Regions from separate parts of the Mus musculus genome. Here region 1 is linked to region 2. A link is a loop called in an ENCODE intact Hi-C map of the cell type or tissue named here. Cell type or tissue: heart. All regions are shown on one strand. Links, peaks and the distances in the headings refer to the core of each region. The heading gives the core; the rest is flanking DNA.

Evidence for each region. Hi-C counts contacts between places; a loop is a spot of excess contacts. Peaks named below come from ENCODE experiments on the same cell type or tissue, not always from the same donor. Only the 100,000 strongest peaks of a DNase experiment are listed, where the experiment ranks them.
Region 1: a loop joins it to region 2, with 2.1 times the contacts of the local background. A loop is called at or near these places in 4 of 42 quality-filtered maps.

What each region holds. Positions count from the first base shown.
Region 1 is chr19:8,863,426-8,878,256 of GRCm38, forward strand. It overlaps Ubxn1 (UBX domain protein 1), which reads left to right and starts at 8,123. Exons shown (of 9, transcript NM_001362044.1): 1 at 8,123-8,331; 2 at 8,434-8,487; 3 at 8,583-8,689; 4 at 8,793-8,862; 5 at 10,089-10,280; 6 at 10,370-10,421; 7 at 10,714-10,830; 8 at 11,735-11,927; 9 at 12,097-12,241. The coding sequence starts at 8,273. The coding sequence ends at 12,146. In heart, for the core only: no CTCF peak of the experiment used is centred there; a DNase peak (open chromatin) is centred at 8,066; H3K4me3 peaks cover 2,134 bases; H3K27ac peaks cover 2,002 bases.
Region 2 is chr19:8,959,328-8,974,158 of GRCm38, forward strand. Tut1 (terminal uridylyl transferase 1, U6 snRNA-specific) reads left to right here. Exons shown (of 9, transcript NM_197993.3): 3 at 1-75; 4 at 416-516; 5 at 3,017-3,495; 6 at 4,693-4,802; 7 at 4,937-5,047; 8 at 5,234-5,326; 9 at 5,707-6,883. The coding sequence ends at 6,833. It overlaps Eef1g (eukaryotic translation elongation factor 1 gamma), which reads left to right and starts at 7,714. Exons shown (of 10, transcript NM_026007.4): 1 at 7,714-7,898; 2 at 8,889-9,047; 3 at 9,835-9,898; 4 at 10,037-10,179; 5 at 10,517-10,660; 6 at 13,180-13,309; 7 at 13,577-13,781. The coding sequence starts at 7,887. In heart, for the core only: no CTCF peak of the experiment used is centred there; DNase peaks (open chromatin) are centred at 5,945, 6,614 and 7,704; H3K4me3 peaks cover 3,631 bases; H3K27ac peaks cover 3,853 bases.

The DNA of each region.
Region 1 (14,831 bases), core at 4,331-12,330, 95 kb before region 2:
GTGTATATCTCTTGTTCTCCATCAGTAGCATGAACGGTGGTGGCACACACCTTTGATTCCAGCACTCGGGAGGCAGAGGCAGGCAGATTTCTGAGTTCGAGGCCAGCCTGGTCTACAGAGTGAGTTCCAGGACAGCCAGGTCTACACAGAGAAACCCTGTCTTGAAAAAAAAAAAGAGAGAGAGAGAGAACTTCAATTTTTTTTTTAAGATTTATTTATTTATTATGTAAGTACACTGTAGCTGTCCTCAGATACTCCAGAAGAGGACATCAGATTTTGTTAGGATGGTTGTGAGCCACCATGTGGTTGCTGGGATTTGAAATCGGGACCTTCGAAAGAGCAGTTGGTGCTCTTAACCACTGAGCCATCTCGCCAGCCCCTTCAATTGGTTTTTGGTTTTTAAAATTCAACATCAAGCCGGGCGGTGGTAGCGCATGCCTTTAATTCCAGCACTTGGGAGGTAGAGGCAGGCGGATTTCTGAGTTCAAGGCCAGCCTGGTCTACAGACTGAGTTCCAGGATGGCCAGGGCTATATAGAGAAACCCTGTCTCGAAAAACAAAAACAAATTCAACATCGAAACACCAAACCCCTTTATTTTCAGGGGAAATGAAACTGCCATGACTTGAATTTGAGAATATGGGTACTGCCTCACTCACATACATTCTCAGACTGTGAACCGCCCGAGCACCTTCTAACAAAGCACATATATGGTACCAAATGCAACAGTATAGTGAAGGTAGGCTCAAGAACACGGGCACTATCTTTCTTTTCAGCATCAGGAGCCAGGCTGCCTCAAGGTACACCTTGGTTACCTTGTGTGAATAAAGGGGATTCCAACTCAGCCCCTGGAACCATGGTGAAAAAAAAATAACCCTTACCGGTGGTCCTCACCACCCTTACAGATTGCTGGTGCCACCTGGTGGACCCACCACCTCCAGCTAAAGTAGGCTACAGGAAATAATAATAGCTGGGTTGTAGTGATGCATACCTTTAGTCCCTGGCAGATGAAGACATATCTCTGAATTCTAGGCCAGCCCGCTCTACAGAGTGGGTGGTTTCCAAAATAGCCAGGACTGCACAAAGAAACTCTGCCTTGAACGAAGGAACAGGAAGACAGTGACACCGGGCAGTGGTGGCACACGCCTTTAATCCCAGCACTTGGGAGCCAGAGGCAGGCAGATTTTTGAGTTCGAGGCCAGCCTGGTCTACAAAGTGAGTTCCAGGACAGCCAGGGCTACAAAGAGAGACCTTGTCTCAAAAAAGAAGAAGGAGGAGGAGGAGGAGGAGAAGACGACGACGACAGTGGCAACACCAGTAGTAGATGGGTTATGCTATTCCTGAATGGTCCACACTAGAAGGCAATTTTACTAGACAAAGACCATCTTTTTTTTTTTTTTTTTTTTTTTTTTTTTTTTTGGTTTTTTTGAGACAGGGTTTCTCTGTGTAGCCCTGGCTGTCCTGGCACTCACTTTGTAGACCAGGCTGGCCTCGAACTCAGAAATCCGCCTGCCTCTGCCTCCCGAGTGCTGGGATTAAAGGCGTGCGCCACCACGCCCGGCTTTAAAGACCATCTTTATACCCCTGGAATATGAGCCCCCTCAGTTGGCAACTCCCCAGAATTCCAATTTGGAATTCCTTTGGTAACCTTGAAGAACAAGGTAGAGAAGATAGTGGAAGCAGCCCTTCTGTGTTCAGAGTACAAGAACGAGGACATCTGTTCCTTAATCATTCTCAACCAAATATATGTCAGGACTGCTGACTGGGCCTGGGCCTCAAGACCCCATACTATGTTAGAATCAAACTGGTTCCACTTTCTTTTTTTTTTTTTTTTTTTTTTTTTTAAAGATTTATTTTATTATTATGTGTAAGTACACTGTAGCTGTCTTCAGACACACCAGAAGAGGGAGTCAGATCTTGTTACGGATGGTTGTGAGCCACCATGTGGTTGCTGGGATTTGAACTCTGGACCTTCGGAAGAGCAGTCGGGTGCTCTTACCCACTGAGCTATCTCACCAGCCCCCTGGTTCCACTTTCAAACAGCTGTAAATAGGACGACCCTAAGCCCACACTGGGATATTTCCAAAGGAACCGTGCCTGCTTCATTCTACCAAGATACCTCCTAGAAAATTTTCTCTATGCAGATTCCTGTAGCCACACACAGTTGATCAACCCCAGAAATGGTAGATGAATGCATTTCCAGGCCCCTGAAACCACTTGGCTTGTTTGCTAGTATTTAACCCAGTGTGCTTTTGAGCTCTTTACAGTAAGGAGAGCACACTACTTTGCATCCTCATGTATGTCACACCTCAGATGTTTGTCTATAATGGAGAAGAGGACAGGGCCCTCTTGTGAGTGGTAAGCCATCCCTATTCTACCTGCTCTGTTGGTGGGGGTAGGTATCAAGGACTCTGTTACAGTTGGAACTACAGCACTAGTAATGGGGGACAAAAACTTTAAGAACCTCCATGGGGTGTACGTGGTGGTACATTTCTTTAGTCATAGCACTCAGGAGGCAGAGGCAGGCAGATCTCTGAGTTTGAGGCCAACCAGGTCTATAAAGTAAGTTCCAGGCTAGTCTGATCTACAGAGCTAGTTTCAGGATAGCCAGGACTACACAGAGAAACCCTGTCTTGAAAAACAAACAAACAGAAACCTTTATGGAATCCAGTGCTCAACCTGACACAGACCTGGGCCATCTACACATTTCTGCTTTCCATTGGAAGCCCAGACAGGTTCCTTAGCTGACAATCTACAGAATCAATCACACAGGGCTGGATCACCTTTTGATGAGACAAGGAGTTGTCTGAAAGGAGCTCTATGTATGGCACTGGGAGAAACTAGTTGCTTTCTATGTCAACCAGTCAGGGATAATTAGAGAGAAAATGTAGCTATGGTCAGAAATAACTTTCAGGAAAGAGAAAAGAGATGTCAAGAATCTAACAATTGGTACTAATCTTTGTTGTCCTGCTCCCCCTGGTTAACTGCTCTACTTATAGCCATGGCTGGGGCAGTGATCCTTTCACTTCTAGCGCTCAACATAGGAATGATAAGGACACAATGTATTTACAACTCCTTGCTCCAAGATGAGTCCATGATTTGATTCACGCCCATAAAACCAACACAGAATATAACAGGCCCTGGACTTTAGTAGCCCCTAATACCTGACCATTAATGAAGCACCATTCTGACCTTAAAACCCGGCATGCGGCTTAATCCAACAAAGCCTAGTCTATATCCAGTGTCCAGGAAAGCTCCTCAGTATACTAACCTTGCTTTTCGGCTTCTATAGTTTCACTTCTCACTAACAGTTCTTGCTAACTGAAGTATGTCAACCAGGATGTGTGTGTTTTTTGTTTGTTTTTTTTTTTGTTGTTGTTGTTGCTTTTTGTTTTGCTTGCCTTAAATGCAAAAAATAGTGGGGATACACAACTTGGGCAACTCCTTGTGTAGGCCATCAGCCAGCAAATGCTTTTTATTGGCTTTAATAGTCTGTGAGTCCTCTGAAGAAGTTATCTAAAACCAGTAGGCCTACTTCTTTCCTTTCTTTCCTTTCCTCTCCTTTCCTTTCCTCTCCTCTCCTCTCTCTCCTCTCCTCTCCTCTCCTCTCCTCTCCTCTCCTCTCCTCTCCTCTCCTCTCCTCTCATTTCCTTTCCTTTCCTTTTCTTTTTTTGGTTTTTCGAGACAAGGTTTCTCTGTGTAACCCTGGCTGGAGGCTGGATAAAGTCTCACTCTGTAGCCTAGAGTGGCCCTGAACTACTGATATACTCCTGCCTGTGTCAGCCACAAGTTTTTGGAATTATAGGTGTTAGCCACCATGCCTGGCTTAAAGCAATTTCTTTTGAGTAAACCCCTTCCTTCTTTTCTTCTTTTATTCCTTCCTTTCTTCCTTCTTCCCTCCCTCCCTCCCTCCCGCCCTCCCTCCCTCCCTTCCTTTCTTCTCACTGTGTAGCCTTAATTGGCCTGGAACTTGTTGGGTTGTTTTGTTTGTTTTGTTTTGTTTTTGTTTTTGTTTTTTATTTTTGTTGTTGTTGTTGTTTGAGACAGGGTTTCTCTGTGTAGCCCTGGCTGTCCTTGAACTCAGAAATCTGCCTGCCTCTGCCTCCCAAGTGCTGGGATTAAAGGCATGTGCCACCACTGCCTGGCATTATGTAGATCAGGTTGGCCTCCAACTCTTAGACATCTGCCTGGCTTAGTTACAGCTCTGAACACAAGTGTTTATTAAGGATTATTAAGAGTTATATAATAAGCCGGGAGTGGTGGCACACGCCTTTAATCCCAGTACTTGGGAAGCAGAGGCAGGCAGATTTCTGAGTTCGAGGCTAGCCTGGTCTACAGAATGAGTTCCAGGACAGCCAGGACTATACAGAGAAACCCTTTCTCGAAAAACCAAAAGAAAAAAAAAAAAAAAAAAAAAAAAGAAAGAAAGAAAGAAACTCTGTCTCAAAAAAACAAAAAACAAAAACAAAACAAAAAACAAAACAAACAAAAAAGAGGTATATAATAATAATAGCTATTATTGAAACTGATAACATATGTACTAAAGATTTTCATAATTATTACTTCTTACTTTATCAGAATCTCTACAATATACATACTAATAGCCATTAGGAAACAGACACAGAACGTTAATCTAAGGTCACAAAGCCAGGGAGTAGCCTAGTTAGGCTTTAACTTGGGCAAATGTTTACTGTGTTCTGTTGGGGTGACCTTCCTTACCTTGTATTGAGGTGTGTTTTTGTATTTTTAATTTTGTGCATGCAGAGAGCTAAATGCTGGCAAGATTTGGTATTGTCACTTCTATGGCTCATCACCGCTTTTCTATTTGTAAATGTCCTTTCAATATCTGCACAAAATGTGAAAGTCAGGCAACTCTTGTTGTCTAAAGGCAGTCTAAGAGATGGTCTGGCATTATCTAACCTCTGGTTGGTTATAATAAAGAGCTAACAGACAATAGCTGGGGCAGGAAGTACAGCAGCAGAACTTTCAGACAGAGAGACAAGGGACACAAGCATAGAGGCTGGAGATTCGAGGCAGACATGGGAGAAAAACGAAGGGAGACCAGAGTGAAACAGAAAGCTAAGAAGCTAGTCATGTAGCAGGGATACTGCCAGGAAAGTCAGGTTAGGATAAAAGCTAGCTGAGAGAATGAAAGACCCTGACAGAATGTAAAAGGTCAAAGAAGCCCTGAAATTGGCAAGATAGATGTCATTGATAGAGGCCTGAGCGAGGGACTCCTTTCAGAGCCTTTCAGTCTACCCCAGCATAAGGCCAACAGCTTTAAACTACATAGAAGTCTCCATGTCTTATTTATATTGTAAGCAGTTCCACAAAACTCTGCTGTACTGTCCTGTTGCCTTTCTTCTGGAAGACTGAAGAGAATTAGCTTTAAAGATGCGGCTCTTGCAGAGGACCTGGGTTCCAGACCAATTAGGGCTATATAGTGACATCACATCACAAAAACAAAGGAAAACATAGTGCGACCATGTCTCAAAACAAACAAACAAACAAACAAAACAAAAAACAAAAGGAAAAAAAGAAAAAGAAGGAAAACAGAAAGCCAAGCATGGTAAGTCACACTTGTCATCCTAATACTGAGGAGGTGGAAGCAGAACCGCCATGACTTGGGTTAGCCTGAGCAGAACCGTCATGACCCAGGTTAGCCTGAGCAGAACCGCCATGACCCAGGTTAGCCCAAGCAGAACTGCCATGACCCAGGTTAGCCTGAGCAGAACTGCCATGACCTGGGTTAGCCCAAGCAGAACAGCCAACTGGGGCTGCATATGAGCGCAGAAGATCCTGGCAGTAGAAGAAAAATAAACAAAAAAAGCGCAGGTGGTGGTGGCTCACCCCTTTAATCCCAACGCTTGGAAAGCAGAAATAGGTAGATCTCTCTAAATTCAAGGCCAGCCAGGGATACACAGAAAAATCCTGTCTTGAAAAACCGATGAAGAGAAAAAAAGAGCCATGTAGGCGATCAAAGCTCGGTAGTCTAAAGAAATGAGAAATGCTATAGAGCTACCTAAGGTGAGGGAAGAGTCAGGACATTTTGGGCAGAGAGCCGGTACTGCAAGCCCAGAGGACCAAGGCCTGTTTTATATCATGTACAGAGTAGCTGGACAAGACATTGCACAGCAACACTAGCACGTACATACTGTCCAGCCAAGTATCACTGTCACTATCACTTATCCTGCTCTCAAACTAAAACCGTGCACCAAGATCCCTTTGGCAATAGATCCCCTTCAACAGTGTGAGCAGGTCCAAGTATGAATTATCTATGGCTCCTGATAAACACTGCTGTACACCTTGATTTCAAAAGTTGTTTTGGGAGAGGGGATAGATGGGAGACAGGGTCTTACTATGTGAATCTGACTGTCCTGGAATTCCCTCTGTAGACCATACGGCCTTGAGCTCAGAGTTCAACTGCCTTTGTCACCCAAGTACTGGGATCAAAGGTGTGCACTACCACATCCAGCCTCATTTTTCCTTTTAGTTATGATCACATTTATTGACGTATGATGGAAGTGGAGCCTGCATGTCATCCTTGTTGGTTAAGCGTCAGGGGACAAAAGTACTACGTGGAGAAGCAGGTTCTCGTCTTCCAACGAGGGTTGCAGAGATCCAGCTCAGGTGTCTTACCAACTGAACCATCTCAAAGGCCTAAGATTTGGGTTTTTGAGGTCTCATAGAGACCAGGGTATTCTGAAATCAAGATTTAATTTAAGGGCGGCTCAGTGGTTAAGAGCACTGGCTGCTCTTCCGAAGGTCCCGAGTTCAAATCCCAGCAACCATATGGTGGCTCGCAAACATATGCAATGAGACCTGATGCCCTCTTCTGGTGTGTCTGAAAATAGCTACAGTGTACTTACATGGAATAAATATAAATCTTTTTTTAAAAAAAGAAAGGTTTTAAGATAGCTGGGCAAGCCAGGCGTGGTGAGACACCCCTTTAATCCCATCACTCAGGAGGCAGAGGCAGGTGGATTTCTGAGTTCGAGGCCAGCCTCATCTACAAAGTGAGTTCCAGGACAGCCAGGGCTACACAGAGAAACCCTGTCTCGAAAAACCAAAAACGAAAAAAAAAAAAAAAAAAAAAAAAAAAAAAAAGATAGCTGGGCAAGATGTTTCTGGCCTTTGATCCCTGCACTCTGGATGGCAGAGGCAGACTGATATTTGAGTTTGAGATCAGTCTCTAAAGCCAGATCCATTTAGAAAGTTCCAGAACAGCCAAGGCTTCATAATGAGATCTTGTCTCAAAAAACAAAGACAGTGATAACAATGATGATGAACATAGACTCAAGCATGCTAGACCAAATCACCACTAGACCTACTCCCTAGACTCTGATAAATAACTTACTAATAATATATATAAGAGTTATTCTCCTCCCAACTTCTTTTACATACATCACCGATGGGTGTGGTGGCACACAACTTTAGTCCTGGCACTTGGAAGACTGAGGCAGGCAGATTTTTCTGAGTTTGAGGCCTGTCTGGTCTTGGTGCCAAAAGACAGAAAGAGAAGTAAAAGAGAAAACGGAAAATTAAAAAATGCAAGGAGGTGGTGGCGACACACTCTGATCCCAGTACTGCGCTCCGGAGGCAGAGGCAAGTGGATCTCATTGGATTGCAGGCCAGCCTGGTCTACAGCGCGAGTTCCAGGACAGCCAGGACTATGCAGAGAAATCCTGTCTCAAAACACCAAAAGGAAAGAAAGAGAGAGAAAGACAGAAAGAGAGGGAGAGAGAGATAAACTTTTACTGTTTATCATGAACGCCCCGACTCGTGTGCTTAGGTCAGAGGACAACTAACAGGAATCCTTTTTCCTCTGTGCTCAACCTCGTGGGTCTTAGGAATCGAACTCACATAATTAGGCTTGAAGGCAGGTGCTTTTACCCGCCGATCCATAGCCAGGCTCTCTTTTAGAATCCTAAAAGCCTGCAAACCGGCTCAAGCCTGTCTGGAGCTTCTTCCCCGTGGGTGGGTCTCCTTCCTGTCAGTTGTCCCTCCTCAAAGTCCCCGCCCACCAGGAAGGACATTTCTGGCTCTCTTCGGCACCCGTCCACCCTGCCTCCACGTGACACAAACAGACCGGGCACTTCCGCTTCCCCTCCGCTCTCCCCACTCACTGTCTACTCCCCCCTCGTCCCTGGGTCTCCCGCCCCGTGAGTTAGCGAGCGCCGGGAGGGCGGCGTCGCGGGCGGAGTCGCCCCGGGCTGACCCTTGCGGTCTTCCTTCTGGTCCCCGCAGGTCCCCGCGGAGGCGGAGGCGGGCGCCATGGCGGAGCTGACGGCTCTGGAGAGCCTCATCGAGATGGGCTTTCCCAGGGGACGCGCGTAAGGGAGCCTCCCCCTAGCCGGTGGTGGGAGGCCGCGGGCCTGGCCGGCCTGACTGTCACCATGGCTGGTGGGCGCTATTCACGGTGTTTCTGCCCCCAGGGAGAAGGCTCTGGCCCTCACAGGGAACCAGGGCATCGAGGCTGCGATGGATTGGTGAGCGGGCGACCCGCACGGGTGGCGGGAGTTTGGGAGCCGCTGGGCAAGGTGGCCTCCAGGCTAACCAACCCCTGCCTACTTTCTCCGCGCAGGCTGATGGAGCATGAAGACGACCCCGATGTGGATGAGCCTCTGGAGACTCCCCTCAGCCATGTCCTGGGACGAGAACCCACGCCCTCAGAGCAAGTTGGCCCTGAAGGTCCTGACTGGGAGACATCTTGTGATTCTAGAGACCTTGAAAGGGCCCCGAGAAAATCAGAATGATCTTATTCTAAATACTAATCCTGGTTGCTTGTTTGCAGGCTCTGGGTCTGCTGCTGGAGAAAGCAGACCCATTTTGACTGAAGAGGAGAGACAAGAACAGACCAAGAGGTGACTGGCAAGTTCAGTGTGTGTGTGTGTGTGTGTGTTTTGTTTGGAGTCTGCCTAACTCTTGCCCAGGCTGAACTCCGGATCCTCCTGCCTCCGCCTCCAGAGTGCTGAGATGTGGCCTTCACTGTGCCTTGCATTATTTTTTTGAGACGCAGTCCAGCTGTGTACCTCAGGCTGCGCTGGAACCCCGTATGCGGCCTAGGCTAAATTCGAAGCCACATTCTTCTAGTGCTGGGATTACAGGCCTGGGCCACCATAGCCCAGTGACACACTTTACCAAGGGTCATGGGTCATCTTCCTTCCTCTCAAATACAAACAAGTCTGATCATAGAACCTGACCTTTCCGGTTTTGAGGGTGTGCTGCAAGTCACCAGGAAACATCTCACATAGCTCAGGACTGGTCTCAAACTCCTGTGTGGCTGCAGATTCCCCTGAAATCCCAACTCTCTTGCCTCTCCTTTGCAAATGCAGGGATTATAGATATGCATCACTATGCCCTTTCTTTAAAAACAAAACCAACAACAACAATAAGAAAAACCCACGCTGGGCGTGGTGGTGCACGCCTTTAATCCCAGCACTCGGAGGCAGAGGCAGGCGGATTTCTGAGTTCGAGGCCAGCCTGGTCTACAAGGTGAGCTCCAGGACAGCCAGGGCTAAACAGAAAAACCAAAAAAAAAAAAAAAGAAAGAAAGAAAGAAAAACCCACAAGGGTCTATGCATGATATATTGTGCTCTACCTTTAAACTACACTTTTTTTTTTTTTTTTTTGGCTTTGTTCTGTTTTTTTTTTTTTCTTCAAGCCAAGAGTCTCTATCCCTGACTGTCCTGGAACTGGCTCTGTAGACCAGGCTGGCCTCAAACTTGAGATTTACCTGTCTCTGCCTTCTGAACACTGAGAATAAAGGCGTGCACTGCTACCACCTAGCTTGTCCTCTTTGGTTTTTCAAGATAGGGTTTCTTTGTATAGTCCTGGCTGTCCTGGAACTAACTCTGTAGACCAGGCTGGCCTCGAACTCAGAAATCTGCCTGCCTCTGCCTTCCAAGTGCTGGGATTAAAGGCGTGTGTCACCAGGTCTGGCCCTGCTTGTCCTCTTTATATTACTGTTTTGGTTTTGTTTCCTTTCCTCTGTCTTGGAGCCCGTATTCCCTTATTTTGTTAATTTCTCAGTCTAAACTCACCTTCCCACTCCATGTCCAACTTTACCTCTTTCTTCTCTGCAAAACAGAATGTTGGAACTTGTGGCACAAAAGCAGCGGGAACGTGAAGAAAGAGAGGAGCGAGAAGCTTTAGAACGAGAAAAGCAGCGGAGGAGACAAGGGCAAGAGCTGTCAGTTGCACGACAGAAACTGCAGGAAGATGAGATGCGCCGGGCTGCGGAGGAGCGCAGGAGGGAAAAGGCTGAAGAGTTAGCTGCCAGGTCTGAAGTCTCATTGGTCGCTAATTGGGAAAGAAATGAAGATTTGCCTTGTCCATGTCTGACCTATTTTCTTCCTGTCTCTATTCTAGACAAAGGGTTCGAGAAAAAATTGAAAGGGACAAAGCAGAGAGAGCCAAGAAGGTGGGTGATTAGAAAGTCTGGGTATAGTGGAGTATGTGGGTTAATTTCCTTAAAGTGTGCTTAGCATGATTTTTTTGAGGCAATTTTACTCTAGCCCAGACTAGTGTCAGACTCATAGTATTCTCCTGCGTCAGCCTTCCAAGTACTCTAACTAAAAGCTGTGAACTGCCAAACCTCTGTGTGTGTGTGTGTGTGTGTGTGTGTGTGTTTGGCCCATGTACTGGAGGGTGACCCTTTATACATGCTAGACTAGTGTGCTCCCTCTGAGGTAGTGTTCCATTTTGTCTTTCAGTATGGTGGTAGTGTGGGTTCTCGGTCATCCCCACCAGCAACAGACCCAGGTCCTGTTCCTTCTTCTCCCAGCCAGGAGCCCCCTACTAAGCGGGAGTATGACCAGTGTCGTATACAGGTACTGTTTTCAAGTGACCGTCTTGCTTCTGGAATCCCGTGTTGGCTTATAAAGTGCCAGACAGCCCAGAGCTGTTCACGCTTAAGTCCCCTTTGCCAAATCTCTCCCTTCTTTGTACATGACTTTTGAAATCCTATCTCCTCTACTCTTTGGAAAGATCAAATTTCACCTGCCCATCTTATTTAAATCCTTACTTCATCCTTACTAAGCAGTTTTAGATTCATTACACAGCTATTTTCATAATATGGTCCTCACAGTGACTTTTAAAAGTAATTCCATCTTGTCTTGTGAGGTATCGAATCCATTACCATCACCTGCTGCGGTGGAGCATGAGTGGTTGTTCATCGGGTCCTTTAAGTAGTATTTGTCCTGGTTCAGATGCTCCAAGGGAAGCAGAGCCAGCTCTAGTACCTCCTTTCCTTTCTTGGGTACTTCAGACAGGGTTTCACTACGTAGACTAGACTGGTCTTGACTTTTGAGCTATCCCTGCCCTCTGCCTAAGTGCTAGGATTACAGGCATGTGCCACCACTCTGCTCTATTTTATTCTTGGGCCTGGGTCCTGCTACACAGTCCTGGCCTGGAGTTCACTATGAAGATCAAGCTGACCTCTAGCTTCTGGTGATCTTCCTGTTTCTTCTGTGTGCTGTGACTATAGGCATTGCCATTATCTGGCCTCACCCTGCTTAGTCATAGTTCTGTTTTAAGACAGGGGCTTGTGTGTGTACCTGATGCCAGCCTTGAATTTGTTCTTCCAGCCCTGAAGCTGTGTAAACCAGGCTTATCTTGAGAAATCTGCCTGTGCTGTTAACCCTAAGTGCTGAGGCTTTAGGCATAAGCCACCCCATACTTAGTCCTCACTCAGTTTCAGTGCTCATAGTACTGCATCTTTCTCTTGCCTTTTAGGTTAGGCTGCCTGATGGGACTTCACTGACCCAGACTTTCCGGGCCCGGGAACAGCTGGCAGCTGTGAGGCTCTACGTGGAGCTTCACCGTGGGGAGGAGCCTGGACAGGACCAGGACCCTGTGCAGTTGCTCAGTGGCTTCCCCAGACGGGCTTTCTCAGAGGCTGATATGGAACGGCCTCTGCAGGAACTGGGTATGTTATGTGAGACCAGGAGTTAGCGCTTAAAGGAATGAGGGGCAGTTGGGGTGGATAGGGTGGGTAGTCAGTTGGGATAGAAGGGGTTTAATGGACTCATACTATAGAGTCCAGAAATTTGAAGGCCCTAAGTATCCTTGTAATTCAAACTCTTTTCCATCTTTAGGACTCGTGCCTTCTGCTGTCCTCATTGTGGCCAAGAAGTGTCCCAGCTGAGGGTTCTCCATCCCACCATCTCTTTCTAACCTCTTCATCTTTGATAAAGCACTGACGTTTCCTTCCTAATAAATAGACCCTTTGAGTTCTGTATATGCCTGGCTCCTTCCAGAACTGCCTTTCTGAGAAGGGCAATATGAGAAGATAAAGGGAGGGCAGTTAAAGTAGGACCTTTTCAGTTTGCAATAGGTTTGTCTAGGATTGACTAGCTGCTTAGCAGTGGGGGGATTTATATGGCACCTGTTATTCATAAGCATGTACAAGCACTCGAATTAAAAAAAATCTTAAAAGGTGTTTTGAGGGGCTGGAGAGATTGGCTCAGTGCTTAAAAGCTCTATTTTTAAGATTTATTTATTATATGTAAGTACACTGTAGCTGTCTTCAGACACTCCGGAAGAGGGCATCAGATCTCATTACGGGTGGTTGTGAGCCACCATGTGGTTGCTGGGATTTGAACTAAGGACCTTCAAAAGAGCAGTCAGTGCTCTTAACCTCTGTGCCATCTCACCAGCCCAAGAGCTCTATTCTTGAGGAAGACCTGAGGTCAATTCTCTATACCCACATGATGGCTCATAACCATTTGTAACTCCAGTTCCAGAAGTTGACACCTGACTTTCATGGGTACGTGATACACATATATACATGCAGCCAAAACACAAATGCATTTTATAAAAAATTTTTAAGCTGGGCGTGGTGGTGCATGCCTTTAATCCCAGCACTCGGGAGGCAGAGGCAGGCGGATTTCTGAGTTCAAGGCCAGCCTGGTCTACAAAGTGAATTCTAGGACAGCCAGGGCTATACAGAGAAACCCTGTCTCGAAAAACCAAAAAAAAAAAAAATTTAAGCTGGGTGTGGTGGTGCACACCTTTACTCTCAGCACTCAGGAGGCAGAGGCAGGTGGATTTCTTCATTTTCAAGCTAGCCTGGTCTACAGAGTAGTTCCAGGACAGCCAGGGATACAGAGAGACCCTGGCTTGAAAAAATGAGTACTGTATACATACCACACTTTTTGCAGTATTGGGGATTGAACCCAGGGCTTGATGCTTGTTGAGAAAGCACTTAGCTGTATCCCCAAGTTACTTTTTCATGTAGGGTCTTAACTGTATTTCTCAGGCTGGCCTTGAACTTCTGTTTCTGCCTTGGCCTGCTGGGATTCCAGGTCCTATAGTCAAAAGTGCTTCATGTGTATATATTAAGATATAAAGACTATTGTGGTCAAGTTTAATATTTTAGATCAGACCAGCACATTACAGGGTGTGGTCCAGTCTGACATTGGTCACAAATATAAGAACCTTTACACCCACTTGGGAAGCCTAGGTCGGGTGTTTTTGTTTTGTTGAGAAAGGGCCTCTCTGTAGTCATACCGTCTCCTGAGAGCTGGGATTAAAGGTGTGTGTCTCCATGCCCTGCTTGGCTCAAGACCTTATCTGCCAGATTTATGGTGTGTTTTCCACTGCCCTAGTGTCTGTCAAATCTCTGCTGACTTGTCCTTATTCCTGGGTGCAGAGAAGAGGCCACAATTCATAAGAGGCCGTTAATAACACCTGTGTAAAGAAAGTAAATAAATAGGCCAGGCTGTGGTGGTGCATGCCTTTAAACCTGGCACACAGCAGAGGCAGGCCGCACAAGGTTACACAGAGACCTTGCCTTAAAAACATACACGGAGCTGGGCTTGGTGGCGCAAGCCTTTAATCCCAGCACTTGGGAGGCAGAGGCAGGCGGATTTCTGAGTTCGTGGCCAGCCTGGTCTACAGAGTGAGTTCCAGGACAGCCAGGGCTACCCAGAGAAACCCTGTCTCAAAAAACAAACAAACAAACAAACAAAAAACATACACGGGTAAATATAAGTTGACACTAGCAGCTAGAACAAACTCTGGTGTTCACTTCTGGGTTTGCACCACAGAAACATTAAGTGTTATGAGACAGACAAATGTATCCCAAACTGACTTTGGACCTGCTATGCAGCCATATACTTTTTGAACTTTTGATTTTTTTTTCCCCCCTGGTTTTCGCAGACTGGGTCTCAATGTATAGCCCTGGCTGTCCTGGAATGTTCTGTGGAGACTAGGCCTCTTTCTCCCAAGTGTGTACTACCATGTTGGACCCTGCTTGTTGTCTGCTGCTGCTTCCACTATCCCCAGTGCTGGCATTACCAGCATACCATTCCTAAATTATGGGGAATCAGACTTGCAATTTGATGTATGATAGCTGAGTATTCAAGCAGGTGAGTCCTATCTCTAGCCACAAAGATATTTTCAGCTGCTACTGTTTGAAAATTACAAGTTCTAGAATACAAAAATGAAGCTAGTAGTAGCACAAGCCTGTAATCCTACCCAGCATTTGAGAGGCTGAGATCAGATGACTGCTTCAAGTTCAAAGCCAGCCTGGGCTACATAGACATAGAAAAGAACCTTCAATGAAAAATGTGTTGTAAAAATATACATAAATCCATATTCACACACACACACATATATATGTATATGTGGTAGAGGTGGGTCTCATCGATGGGTAATGTTTTTCTTTTGTTTTGTGTTTTTGTTTTTTGAGACAGGGTTTCTCTGTATAGCCCTGGCTGTCCTGGAACTCACTCTGTAGACCAGGCTGGCCTTGAACTCAGAAATCCGTCTGCCTCTGCCTCCCAAGTGCTGGGATTAAAGGTGTGTGCCACCATGCCTGGCTGATGGA
Region 2 (14,831 bases), core at 3,316-11,315:
TGTCTGAGGCTGAGCGGCAGCTTCGGAACCTTGTTGTGGCCCTGATGCAGGAGGTCTTCACAGAGTTCTTCCCTGGTGAGTCCCCTGTTGTAATCTGAGCTTTCTCTTACACCTCTGTCAGTCTCCATCTCCTATTTTTGAACCCTCCCTAAGCTGTAGGTATTTCGTTTCTTGCTCTTTTGTCTTTGTAGTTGAGTATGTTCTTGAATGGGGAGCTCCCTGTCCTTTTACCGCTCTTTATTCTATGTTCAGACGAGTGGCACACATGCTTATGGAGGTGAGAGTGACTTTCAGGAGCTGGTTCTCCTTCTCCTGCACAGGTCCTGGGGTCAGACTCAGCTTATCAGGTCTTTACCTTCTGAACCATCTTGCCAGCCCCCTAGTACCTTTTTTATCTTTATTTTTTGGTACCCAGGCTGTGTGGTCCATCCTTTTGGCTCTACTGTAAATAGCTTTGATGTTCATGGCTGTGATCTCGACCTCTTCTTGGACATGGGTGATATGGAAGAGACCGAGGTGAGTGAAGGGGAGCATGCAGTTGTGTGACTTCAGACAGATGCTTTACCTAAACTCATTTTAGTCTCAGGTAGACATGATGGTTCTTAACCCGAGGCCTTCCTGTACTTGTGAGAATGTGGATATGGATGGATGTTCATTAGAGAGAGTGAAAGATAACAGTGTCACAGGAAGATAGACATTTCTAAAGTCTGTGTTACTGCCGGGCAGTGGTGGCGCACACCTTTAATCCCAGCACTTGGGAGGCAGAGGCAGGCGGATTTCTGAGTTCGAGGCCAGCCTGATCTACAGAGTGAGTTCCAGGACAGCCAGGGCTACACAGAGAAACCCTGTCTTGAAAAAGCAAAAGTCTGTGTTACTGGTTTTGTTGTTATTTGTTTGGTTTTTTGAGACAAGAGTTTCTCTATGTAGGCTGGCCTCAAATTCTGAGATTCAGAGATCTGTATGCCTCTGCCTCCTGAGTGCTGGAATTAAAGGCATGTGCCATCACCATCTGGCCTAATGGGTTTTTGTTTTTGTATTTTTTGAGGCAGGGTCTCACCATGTAGCTATGGCTGCCTTGGAACTTGCTATGTAGACCATGCTGGCCTCCTGGAGACCTTTTATTAGTTATGAAAGCTTGTCCTTAGCTTAGGCTTGTTCCCAACTACCTCTTAGATTAAACTAATCTCCATTCTGCCACGTAGCTTGTTATTTCTTGAGTACTAGCACCTGTTTCTTATTCAGTGTCTGACTGGCAAATCCCTCTTGCTTAATTCTTTCCCAGAGTTCTACTTCTGCCTGGAAGTTCTATCTATTTTCTCTTGCTTTGCTATAGTCCATTGAGCTCTTTATTAAACCAATCAGAAGGTGTTGAAGAGAGTGTGCACAAAATATGATGCAGCCATAAGAATAACAGTATCAAAGTGCAGCTTGTACTCTGTGTGGTACAGAAATCAGCATTTGAATAATACAGAGATAACCTTTCCACAGTGCACAAACATATCATCCCAACACACCACAGCCTCCCCGATTCTGTGGCTCTTACTATCTTTATTCAGTTCCTTCCTTCACAATGTCCACCGAGCCTTAGGTGCAGGAGTGTTCTGTAGATGGGACTGGGCTCCACAATTCTGCATTTTCATTAGCTGTGCTTTTCTGTAGTGATCTCTGTCTATTGTAAAAAAAAGTTTCCTTGATGAGGGGTGAAGTCAGTACTTCCTGTGGTTATAAGCACAAATGTTTAAGATTGTTGTTAGGGGGCTGGAGAGATGGCTCAGAGGTTAAGAGCACTGACTGCTCTCGCATAGGTCCTGAGTTCAATTCCCAGCAGCCACATGGTGGCTCACAACCATCTGTAATGGGATTTGATGCACACTCTACCGTGTACTCATATAAATAAATACAAAAATAATATTTAAAAAATGATTGTTAGGGATTATGCTGGTTTTATAAAGTAGTGGTTGTTGGTTCTCTTCAAGATCCATGACTTCATAGCACCAAGTAGGTAATCTGTTTCCATTCTCAGGCATGGTTATCCTCTGGTTGAGCAGGTGTTAAGTCCAATTAGAAAGCTGCCAGTTACTGTCAAATATGTGTGTCACTACTGCACTCTTAGGGGTATTATGCTATGTTGGTTATTGATGTTGTTCCATAGGCATCGATAGCAGGTTAAGGGTGTTTGTCGCCTTGTTCCTTTGGAAGTTTGACTGATATCTTCTGGTACCATGAATGCTAGTCTTCACAGAGGAAGCATTCAGGTCATTTCCAGCTCAGGGGTTTCTGGGCTCTATTCCTGAAATCCATAATGTCTTCTGCAGACACTGGGTGTTGGGGGGGGCAATTAAGGACAGCAGCAATAGGCTGTATGCTTTAGTAGTCTTTTGGACAGCCTTGATTGTCAGACTAATTTAAAGCATGACTCTAAATCTCTGGGAGGCTGAGGCAGGAGGATTGTGAAAAGTTGGAGGCCATGGGGGTGGAAAGAAGTCTCTGAGAACACCGGCTGCTCTTCCAGAGGACCAAGGATTGGAGTCCCAGCACAGACACTTCCATTTGCAACTGTCCATAATTCCAGTTCCAGGAGTCTGATGCCCTTGCTTGGCCTTCACAGGCATTGCGTGCATGTGGTGCAGACATATATGCAGGCAAAAAAGCGAAGACGTAAAAGGAAAGGGAAAAGTCTTAAGGTCAGTCTGAGCTGTGTGTACACCTTGTTTCTCTTGTTTGTTTGAGACAGGGCTTCTCTATGTAGTCCTAGGTGTCCTAGAACTCACTATGTAGACCATGCTGGCCTCCAACTCACAGAGATCCTTCTGCCTCCTGAATGCTGGGATCAAAGGCATGTACCACCATTGCCTGGCTTCAAAGGACTGTGGAGAATGAGTTACATAAATGAGTTATGTAAGGCTGCAGAGTAAAGCCTGTACATAGAAGGTGAAGGAGGAGGAAGAGGAGGAGGAAGAGGAGGAGGAGGAGGAGGAGGAGGAGGAGGATTCATTCCCTTTTATCTCCATTACAGCCAGACCCAAAGGCTCCAAAGGTTCCAGAGACTTCATCCTTGGACTCAGCCCTTGCTTCTTCCCTGGATCCTCAGGCGCTGGCCTGCACCCCAGCTTCTCCTCTAGACTCACTGTCTCCAACTTCTGTTCAAGAGTCTGAGTCCCTGGACTTTGACACCCCATCTTCTCTGGCACCACAGACACCCGACTCTGCTTTGGGCTCTGACACTGTCACCTCTCCTCAGTCTCTGCCTCCAGTTTCACCACTGCAGGAGGACAGGAAAGAGGGGAAACAGGGGAAAGAGCTAGAATTAGCAGAAGAAGCCTCAAAGGACGAGAAGGAGGAGGCAGCAGCAGTGTTAGAGCTGGTGGGATCTATTCTCCGTGGCTGTGTCCCTGGAGTGTACCGAGTCCAAACTGTGCCCTCTGCCCGGCGTCCTGTGGTCAAGTTCTGTCATCGGCCTTCAGGTCTTCATGGAGATGTATCCCTCAGTAACCGGTACTTTTGTGTGGGGTTGAAGGCTGGCTCTAAGGTCTGGGGTATATGAGGAGGGGGTCCTGATGTGGACGAGCTTATGCCTGCTGAATTTGTTTTTCTTCTTTGGTTCAGTCCTCCTTTCTTCCACGAATGTCACCTCCTACCTGGCTTCCATTTCAGTGTTTTTTTTTCCTTTGGAATACTTTGTGCGTTTGAGTCAGAGTCTTGCTCCATTGTCCAGACTGGCCTCAAGCCTGTGATTCTCCTGCCTTAGCTTCCTAACTCCTGGGGTTACAGGCATGTGCTGCTATGCTTGACTCTGCAGTACTGCTTTTTGTTGTTGGTTTTGTTTTTTTGAGACAGCCTGTGTTGAGACAGGCTAACCTTGAGCTCATAGGCCTTTGCCTCCTCCTTTGGGGTTAAAAGCGTAGGAAAGAGTTCTGTAGCTACAGAAACCTAGGAACTGTTAGGTTAAAAGTAAACAGGGTTTTCCTTCACTATTTTTCCTTCCCTACTCCATGCTTTGTTTCTTTGTATATTAAGAGCTTTGCAACCAAATGCCTTCTCTTGAACCCCATAAAAGGAGGCCACAGATTATAACTGGGCCTCCGAATACTCTCATTCATGTGGCCCGCATATTTCTTTCAGATCTGTATTATCACTTTGCATTGAATAAACTATTCTTGCTACTATGCTTCTTATATTTGTGTCCGCATCTCATCTTGAGTGTAGTCAGAGAATGACGTGTGGGAATCAGTTCTCTTCCTTGTAACATAATTCCTAGGGATTAAACTGAGGGCGTCAGTCTTGGTGGCAGACTCTTACCCACTGAGCCATCTCACTGGTCCTGTGTCTCTGAGGCAGTGTCTCTATATTCCTATTCAATCTCTTGAGTATTGAAATTATAGGCACGTGCTACTACACCTGGCCGTTGAGCAGTCCTATATAAATAAACAACATGTCTTATGAATGGTGACAGTACAGGGTGAGCATTTGGAATGTAGTATTGCCTAAGGTTCAGTGGATACATATTCCCCCCTACCTCATCCCTAGGCTCAGGATACAACACAGGGCTTTATCAGTGCTAGGTAAATGTCCCACCACTGAGCCACATCCCTAAGATCCATTTAATGTTCTTTTGCATACTCCCTCATAAGATCATTATGTCAGTAGAACTTTGGGAAAATTTCTAACACCTTTGCTTCTCCATTGTCCTAGGTTGGCCTTATATAATTCACGTTTCCTGAATCTCTGCTCTGAGATGGATGGTCGAGTCCGGCCCCTTGTGTATACCTTACGCTGCTGGGCTCAGCATAATGGGCTGTCAGGTAAGAATGAGAACAGACTTGGCCCAAGTTTGTGTCAGGCAAAGGCAGGGATTTAGCAAGAAAAAAAGAGGTGGGCACAGAAACCAGGGCTTGTAAATACTTCTTCCTAACTTGAATTATTGGTTATTATCCAGGAGGTGGCCCCCTTCTCAATAACTACGCCTTGACGTTGTTAGTGATCTACTTCCTTCAGACCAGAGACCCTCCAGTACTTCCTACTGTGGCCCAGCTTACCCAGAGAGCAGGTACTGCAGAACGGCCTCTACTGTCATGACCTCAGCTTCATCTCACCCCTTCACACTTCAGAAGCCCCGAGATGAGATCTCTGGCTCTGCCCTTCCCAGAGATCAGAAGGCAGGCCCTCTGCCACCATCAATGGCAGACTCTGGGCTGACTGGCTCTGGGCTGACTGTCTCTTCTTACTGTCACAGGTGAAGGGGAACAGGTAGAAGTTGATGGCTGGGACTGTAGCTTCCCTAAGGATGCCTCAAGATTGGAGCCCAGCACCAACGTGGAGCCTCTCAGTGAGTCTGGGGAACCTGGTAGAAAACTGATTGTGATGACAGGCTCAAGAATAGGGGACATATACTTGTGTGCAAGGCATGCTCAAGAATAAGAGACATATATTATACTTGTGTGTAAGGCATGGTCTTCATAGTAGCCTATGGCAGCTGTTTTATGGATGGAAAAACACGTATCTTGGGCAGGCAAGTAAGAGGTGTATTCCCCAGTTTCCCTGCTCTCTAGGCCAAGCAGAAGCATCTGGGTCAGGCAGGGCATGGCTGGGTTTCTCAGGACACTTCTGAAGTCCTATGAAGGGAAGAGAGTCCCACTGAAGTAGCTGCAGGGATGTCCCAGTTATGGCTTCCAGGTGACCCCCTTTTTTCTAATCTGCCTCCATCAGGTTCCCTGCTGGCCCAGTTCTTCTCCTGCGTATCTTGCTTGGATCTTTCTGGCTCCCTGCTGTCCCTGCGGGAAGGTCGGCCATTGATGGTGGCAGAGGGCCTGCCTTCTGATCTCTGGGAAGGGCTGCGCCTTGGCCCCATGAATCTCCAGGACCCCTTTGACCTGAGTCACAATGTTGCAGCCAATGTGACCGGCCGGGTGGCTAAACGTCTGCAGAGCTGTTGTGGGGCAGCAGCCAGTTACTGCCGAAGTCTCCAGTACCAGCAGCGTTCCTCCCGGGGCCGGGACTGGGGACTGCTCCCGCTTTTGCAGCCCAGCTCCCCTAGCTCCCTGCTGTCTGCCAAGCTCATCCCCTTACCCTCTGCCCCCTTTCCACAGGTCATTATGGCTTTGGTGGATGTGTTAAGGGAAGCACTAGGATGCCACATAGAACAGGGAACCAAGAGACGACGGTCAGAAGGTGCCAGAATTAAAGACTCTCCCTTGGGAGGGGTGAACAAAAGACAGAGACTTGGTGGGCAAGAAAAGAGCTTCGAGGAAGGGAAAGAGGAGCCACAGGGATGTGCAGGGGACCACAGTGAAAATGAGGTAGAAGAAATGGTAATAGAGGTTCGAGAGACACCTCAGGACTGGGCCTTGTTGCACTCGGGACCACCAGAGGAGGAGTTGCCCCTGATGACTGCAAACTGTCTAGACAAGGCAGCTGAGCATAATCCCATGAAACCTGAAGTGGCTGGAGAAGGGTCTCAGGGTGAGACAGGGAAGGAGGCATCACACCCATCATCAGTGAGCTGGCGCTGTGCCTTGTGGCACCAAGTATGGCAGGGGAGGCGGCGTGCCCGGAGACGATTACAGCAACAAACCAAGGAAGAAGGTAGAGGAGGTCCCACCACAGGAGCAGAGTGGCTGGCAATGGAAGCTCGTGTGACCCAGGAACTAAAAGGACCCAATAGTGAGCAAGAGAGGCCGCCGGGGGAGCCCCTCCTCAGCTTTGTGGCATCTGCCTCCCAGGCTGAGCAGACACTCACTGTGGCCCCACTCCAGGACTCCCAAGGCCTGTTCCCTGGTCTTCATCATTTTCTACAGGGTTTTATCCCTCAAGCACTTAAAAATCTCCTCAAGTGAGGAACCAAACCTCAAAAACAATAAAGCTGCTAGTTTATTTCATACAGACATTTAATGTTCTTTTGCATACTCCCTCATAAGACCATTACGAGGTCTTTGTTTTCCTCCTGGTAACGCCTTTTTTCTTTGCCTCAATGTAGCTTCTGGCCTGACTACTCTAAAACAGTCCTATGACTTCCACTTCAGAGCTCTCCTTCCCACTTGCCAGCACTTTCCTAGGGAGTGCCACCTCCACGAGGCAAAGGCACTGATTTCTGAGAACAACCTTTGCCCACACGAGACTTGTCCTGCTGCTCCAGGTGATGGGAACCACAAATTTGGGTTTAGGGTTTGTCTTTTCTATCCTTTAACGTGAAAGAGAGTTCAAATTGCCCATAAGCTGGAGTCAAGATTTATTTTCAAATTTGGATATGTGTAAACTATTGTATCAGAACTGGGCTGCCTTACCCGACCCTCTGGGGCGCAGCCAAGCCTGAGTGGTGCTGGTGACGTGGCAAGTTGGTCCGTGCTGCTTTGTTGTGTAAGTTTTAACAGCACGGAGTTTAATCGGAGCAGACCTACTTTCAGATGTTTTCGGCCGTGGGCCCCAGCTGAACAGACAGACCCTTTACAGAAAAAACCCGAACAGGAACAAAAGGAATTCAGTAAATTGCCACCCCTTCCTTAAGGCAGTTCCTGTAGTTTGTCACGGGTTCCAGATACCAGCCTTCGAGGGGCGGTGCTTCCGCCGGGTTCTCACACTTTTCCCCTCCCTGGGTGAGCTCCGTCTCCTATCAGGCTTCCGATTGGTCGGCGACGCGGGCGGGGCAGGATCGTCCAGAGTTATACTACGCAGGCGCCCGCTCTCTGCGCTCCAGGCTGCGGGCCCCACCCCTCGCTTTTTCCAACTCAGCGGGGCTGTAGACGGAACTGTCGTGCGTATGCCTTTTATGCCGTCCTCGCTTTCCGGCCGCTGTTTCCACACTGCTCTCTCCTTTCCTCCTCCCTTGTCTCCTTTGCGGCTTACTTTGCGGCAGCACCGACAGCCCCACCCCCTTTCTCTGCGGAATCACCATGGCGGCTGGGGTAAGTTTGCCGGCTCCGGTGATTAGGGTCACCCTATCCACCGCCATCCTTTGCCTGAGTGGGGCCAGTCGGCGCCAGGGGAGTTTCAGACCCAAGCCGCGAGCCGATCTGGGGTTCACAAGCCGTACGGTCGGAGAGCATGGTTTCTAGGGCCTGGAGGGGAACTGAGGCTGGGGCTCAGAGGCTAGAGGTGGAACGTTCTGGGGTTGAGGAGAAAAAAGATGCTGGGTCTCCATTGTCTGGACCTTTAAAAAGTGTTTAACCTCACTGCCATTTTGAGGTGTGGCGTCTGAGCAGGTTGGTGGAACTTTTGCCACCGTTTTGTGGGACAACAACGAGGACGTGGAAAGGAGAGGGTCTTTGTGGGAAGGGGCGACTGGCACGTTGGGAGTTGACCTTCGGGGAGGTTTGGGAGCCAGAGGAATAAAGGGGGGGTGAAGTGAGCCCATATGGACCCTGCTGGTGAGATTTTAGTAGGGAGACAACTGGGAACTCACTGCAGGACAGGACCAGAGGGTTGCTAATTCGCCATGTGCAAAGAAAGGCATTTCAGGAAGAATAACTGATGAACATTAGAATTCAGCGTGTCGATTCTGAGGGGAACTTTGAAATCCCTTGGTCTGTGTGTGTGCTTTTGAAGTGATAGCAGCCTGGAAGTAGTTAGACTCCGGGTCACCGCCAATGAATGAAACAAGGGTTCTGGGAGAGATGGGTGTGAGTGTTCGTGTGTTTAGGCAGATGGGACCAGAAGTTTTGAAGGGAAGAATGCCTCTAGAGATGTCCTTAAGAGAGGTCACATCTGTCGGTAAGCTTTATTTAGCAGCTGGGATGTTCTTCTTGGTATTTCAGAGGACTCTGATTACATGGGGCATACTCGGTTCACTAGGAGTGAATCTAAGCTGTGCACATTGGAATTGCATGGAAGTGTGCGTGGGGAGTGGCATTCAGGGTTCCTTGCCTCTAGTCCATCCTTCACCCTTTCTCTTGTAGACCCTGTACACATACCCTGAAAATTGGAGGGCCTTCAAGGCCCTCATCGCTGCTCAGTACAGCGGGGCTCAGGTCCGCGTGCTCTCCGCACCACCCCACTTCCACTTTGGCCAAACCAACCGCACCCCTGAATTTCTCCGAAAATTTCCTGCCGGCAAGGTGAGTGGGGAAGCATCTGGGATCTCTAGAATTCCATTATTCTGGAGATGGCCCCCATGGTGTGTGTGTGTGTGTATTTATTTATATATATATTTTTTTAAAGAAATTTTAAGGGGCTAGGAATGTAACCTATTAAAGCCTCTGAACTTGACTGCCCAAAGGAAAAAAATAATTTTGAAAGCTCCCGGAGACCGAGGCAGGGAGATTGTGTGAAGCAAGCCTATAAGTATAGTAAGATCCTGTCTCCATTGTAATTATGAAGTTCCATTGTATTCACAGCTGTTCAGTGACTGTCAGGAGTTCCAGGCCTGGTTTATATTTGTAGGATAAAATGTATTTTCACCAGGTGTTATCTGTATGTATGTACTAAGTATGTCTTGAGAGTTGGATTCTTACCCCATAGAGCATGAGTAGAGCTAAATATCCAAATCTAAATATAGAGGCAAATGCTAAGTCTGGATGGCACCTAATGATTTGGGCAGTGAAGCTGTGGGATTGTTGGGTGGCATCCATATCTGAATTTGTTTATTTTGAGGTGGGGTCTCAGTAGCTTGCTGGCTGGTTTCAGACAAGGGTATGGGGCACCACACTTTAGCTATGTTTGAATTTCACCCTTGTGAATTCATATCATGAGGGATACTAAGTAATTTTCACTTCTGAGCTTGAGATGTCATGAATTAGCGTAGCAAGAGTTGTCTGTCTTAACATATTATTTAGAACAATTCAGCCTGGAGAATTGGCTACTGAGAAATCTCTGTGTTTATGTTTTCTGCTACTTTCTCCACAGGTTCCAGCATTTGAGGGTGATGATGGATTCTGTGTGTTTGAGAGCAATGCCATTGCCTATTATGGTAATTTGTGGGGATACAGGCGTGAGAGGGTATGGGGGTAAGGCTGTAGAAGCGGCTGTGGCGGACAAGGTGGAATCAGAGACCCGGCTTGGTTTTGGCATGAGGTCAAAGTTCTAAGCTCTATGTCTGCCTTTGCAGTAAGCAATGAGGAGCTGCGAGGAAGTACGCCAGAGGCGGCAGCTCAGGTGGTGCAGTGGGTCAGCTTTGCTGACAGTGACATCGTTCCTCCAGCTAGTACCTGGGTGTTCCCCACCTTGGGCATTATGCACCACAACAAACAGGTACGCTTTGGAACTTGGGGAGAAGCTGGGCCAGAGATAGAGTCAGAGCCTACATTTTGGGACTGGGAGACAGATGAAGGAAAAGATAGCAGGAGTGTGGGGGCAATGCAGACTAAAGTGGCTACCATCAGTATGGTGCAAATAAAGTCATGTTGATCATGAAGATATCTAACACGAGTGATTTCATTTCTGATAAGTTTCAACTGATTCTAGAGTCTAATGATAGAGGGTGGGGGTTGAGTCGATGGCTGGTTAAATGGCTTCTTTAGTTCTGTTGGTGGGGGGATCTGAGGAAAGGGACTTGGTACCCACTAAGCTTGAGTATTCAAAACAACAGGCCACTGAAAATGCGAAAGAGGAGGTGAAGCGAATCCTGGGGCTGCTGGACACTCACTTGAAGACTCGAACTTTTCTAGTGGGCGAGCGAGTGACACTGGCTGATATTACAGTTGTCTGTACCCTGTTGTGGCTCTATAAACAGGTAAGGTTTATATCCCATGTGACAGGGGTTAGACCTGTATTAGGGTAACCCTGTTTTTGCTTAAGACAGACCAGTAGTTAATGATTGTAGGGATCCCAACAGTGAGAACTGTGACTGTTTCCATCTTATTAAAGATGGATAAAGGCTGCGTGTGGTAGCTCATACTTGTGTAATCCCAGCACTTGAGATACTGAGACAGGAGGATCATTCTGGTTTAAGGCCACCCTAGGCTACATAGTGATATCAAAAATAGAAAGCAAAAATCAAAGATGTAAGAGACAGGGATAGTGACTGCAGCAGCGAGAGCTTTTGGAGGCAGATTCAGGTCTCTGTCTTAACTTCAGTGTTTAAAGATGCAGTGGTATAAGAATTCTCATAGTTATTTATCTGTGATAAGTCCAAGGTGGTATTCAGCTTATGTCTACATGTATTTGCATATGTGTGTGCATGCATGCAGATCCCAAGGAGCTTGAGTTACAGATGGCTGTGAGCTACTATGTGTGTGCTAGGAATCAAACCAGGTAGCCATCCCCAGCTGCCCCCAACCCCCATGTTTGTTTTTTTTTTTTTTTTTAATATTGTGTTGCTGATTTCTAGGCGGCAGCAGCTCTGGACCCATTCTGGTTCAGAATTACAGTCCAGTGAGAACAAAAAAAAATGCCATTGTTTGCCAGACTGGTGTGCCTCACAGGGTTCATTATAATCCTTCCATGGCCACAACACACAGCAAGTACATGTTCAAGTCACTGCAGAACTTGCGGTGCGTGACTAACTGAATTCTGTGATCTGTCTCCATGATTTACCCTTCTACCCACTCCTGTTTTGACAAAGTAGAAAATGACAGGGGCTGGAGAGATGAGTCAATAGTTTTAAAAAATGCTTGCTGCTCTTCCAGAGGACTCTGGTGGATTCTCAGCACCCACACGCTTCTCACAACTGGAACTCCATTTCCAGAAGATCTGATGTTCCAGCTTCCGTGAGCCCTAGGAATGCACGTGGTGCATAGACAAACGCACAGGCAAGACACCCAGATACAGAAAAGTACCAAACAGGAGCTTGTAAGATGGTAGTGTGGGGCAGGAGAGATGGCTCAGCACTCGAAGAGTTCTTGTTTTGCAGAGGCTATGTTTATTTCCCAATACACAAATGGCAGCTTAAAACTATATAACGCCAACTCGGGGAGCCGGTGTTTTATGATCTAAGTGGGCACAGATATACTTGGAAGAAAAGCACTAAAACATAAGAATGAATGTAAGTTTTTCAAGGACGAGGTTTGAAGGAAGGACTGTGTTGTGTCTGCTGGGCACGTGCTGTGTTGCTGCTCTATCTAGTCTTGGGTTGCTTGTGCCTTCTGTGTGTGTTAGAGTCGCAGTGCGGGGCTAGCGTGGAGCCCAGTGATTTACCTGGCATGCTTTATGTCCCATTCCTAGCATCACACACGAAGTATCTTTTTTTGGAGGGTTGTCATAGCAAAATAAGTGTGGTAGTCACCCCACTCTACCCCATTTGGGTGCTGATTTGGAACCCGGTGCCTTGACCAATGTCTGGGTCACCTGCTACTAAGCCACATTCCTAGCCCCCCCCGGTACTCTAGACAGGCTCTTCTTACAGCCTTTTCAATCTTTTTTGGGGGGGTGGGGGGGATAGGGTTTCTCTGTAGACCAGGCTGCCCTAAAACTCAGCTCTGCCTGCCTCTGCTTTGCTTTCTTGGTGCTGGGATTGTTGGCATGAAATTTTTAAAATTAAGAATAGATGAAAGAGGGGCTAGAGAGATGGCTCAGTGGTTAAGAGCGCCAGCTGCTTTTCCAGAGGTCCTGAGTTCAATTCCCAGCAACCACATGGTGGCTCACAACCATCTGTAATAGGATCTGATGCCCTCTTCTGGTGTGGCTGAAGACACACCAGTACTCACTTACATGAAATAAATAAAACTTTAAAAGAAAAGAATAGATGAAAGAGCAGAATATGAAATCATTAAGTAGCAATGGTGCATGAAGGACTGGGAACAGCCATCCTCGACTGAACTAAAGACGAGGGAGAAAGCGCCTATACTCCCAGCACAGCAGAGTGGAGATGGGAGGATCCTGATGTGAAAGGCTCACTTGGGTTATGTAATAAAGCTGACTGAAACACAGAGAATACTGGAAAGAGCTCAACAGTTATGTGGTTAAGGGCAATGGCCACCCTTCCGCCAGGGTTTAATTACCAGCACCCATATAATGCCTCAGTCATCTACAGCTCCATTTCCAAGGGATCCTGGCACTGTCTTACGGCCTCAGGGAACACTGCATGTATGTCGTATATGTGTATATGTAGGTAAAACACTCAATACACATAAAAGGAGTCTTCTTTGAAAACTTTTCTTTGAAAAGGAGTCTTCCTGGAGGTGTAGTCATTTAAGGTTCTGATGTGGCATGGAGAGGACAGTGGACCTGGAGGTAAGGGGCTTTTGCTGTGGTTTGAAATCTGTTCATGGCCTTTCCATTATTGATCTTGTTTCTGCCATTCCCTCTTGGCAGGTCTTAGAGCCTTCTTTTCGCCAGGCCTTCCCCAATACCAACCGGTGGTTCCTTACCTGCATTAACCAGCCCCAGTTCAGGGCTATCTTGGGGGAGGTGAAGCTGTGTGAGAAGATGGCTCAGTTTGATGGTAAGTCTGAAGAGACTGGGCATGTGATAGGGTCAGGGTCCAGTTGGCGCCTGTCAACCCTTTGACTTGCATAGCCTTGTTCACCCAGAGAACGTGGGTGTCACCCAGTAACTGACGTTTACATCAAACTGCAGTGCTGTGTGACGATGTGTGTTTTGCTTCTTGAGGCTTCTTAGGCTGTCCGAGCCATCACTTTCCCTGCCTGCTGCCGGGTTTGGGAGAAAAAAGAAAGAGGCTGTATGTTTACTTTCTTCCATCCTTTGCTAGCTAAGAAGTTTGCAGAGAGCCAGCCTAAAAAAGATACCCCAAGGAAAGAAAAGGGTTCACGAGAGGAGAAACAGAAACCCCAGGCTGAGCGGAAGGAGGAAAAAAAGGCAGCTGCCCCAGCTCCTGAGGAAGAGATGGATGAGTGTGAGCAGGCATTGGCTGCTGAGCCCAAGGCCAAGGACCCTTTCGCTCACCTGCCCAAGAGGTAAGCTGGTGCTCTTCTCACATCTAGGGCTACGATGTTAGGTTGTTACAATACTGATGGGTGTAAGTATAGTCCAGGTCTCATGTGTCCAGGTTGTGCTGAGGGTCTGAACTCAGTTCCTCATGCTTGCATAGCAAGCACTTTACCCACTGAGCCATGTCCTCAGCCTCTTGGAATTTTTCTAACAGAAGGACAAAAGCCTGTTTAAAGTGGAGTGTAGTGGGGGTTGTTTTTGTTTTTTTCAGATAGGGTCTTCCTGTGGCTCAAAGGCAGTCTATAGACCTGCCTGTGCCTCCCAAGCATGATGCATGCCACCATGCCTTCCTTTGTTATTGTGCAGACCAGGCTGCCTTGAACCTGGACCTTGTGCCCTTGCACCTCAAGTACTAGCATTACAGGTGTGTCCCCAAAGTCTAGCATCTCTGCCCTTCCTAAAGCCACCTTCCTGTGCACAATAATGGTCTATTTCATAATACTTTTTCATTGCTGGGACAACTGAGGAAAAACAAAGGGAAAACGAGACAAAATATCCGTCCCTTTAGTTGTTTTGGGAAGGGCAGAGAGACATGAAAGCTGGGGTCCACTCACTCATTTAGCCTGGTCAAGTTGACTACAGAGCAGCCATGCAGGCTCAGTTTTGACCCACCTACATTTTGTGATGTTTTAAGTGATTGCCTTGTAAACCAGCATGTAGAAATACTCTTGACTGTAGAGTTGGAAATTGCAGCAAGGATTATACCAAAGGACAGGGACTTCTGTCTGAGAGTCCTAATTTCTAGTTTTTGTTTGCTTTTTTGGTATGAGACCAAGAAGACTTCAGATGTAGCATTCCTGCTTTTTCTTTTTTTTTTTGAGGGGTGGCGGGTGGGCTTGAGACTGTTTTCTGTGTATAACTCTGGCTGTCCTGAAACTCATTCTGAAGACCAAGTGGTCTGGAACTTAGAGAGCCTCCTGCCTCTGACCCCCGGGTGCTGGAACTCAAGGTATGCACTACCACTGCCCAGCTGTAGTTGCTATTTAAGTTGTGTGTGTGCATGGAAGATTTGGAAG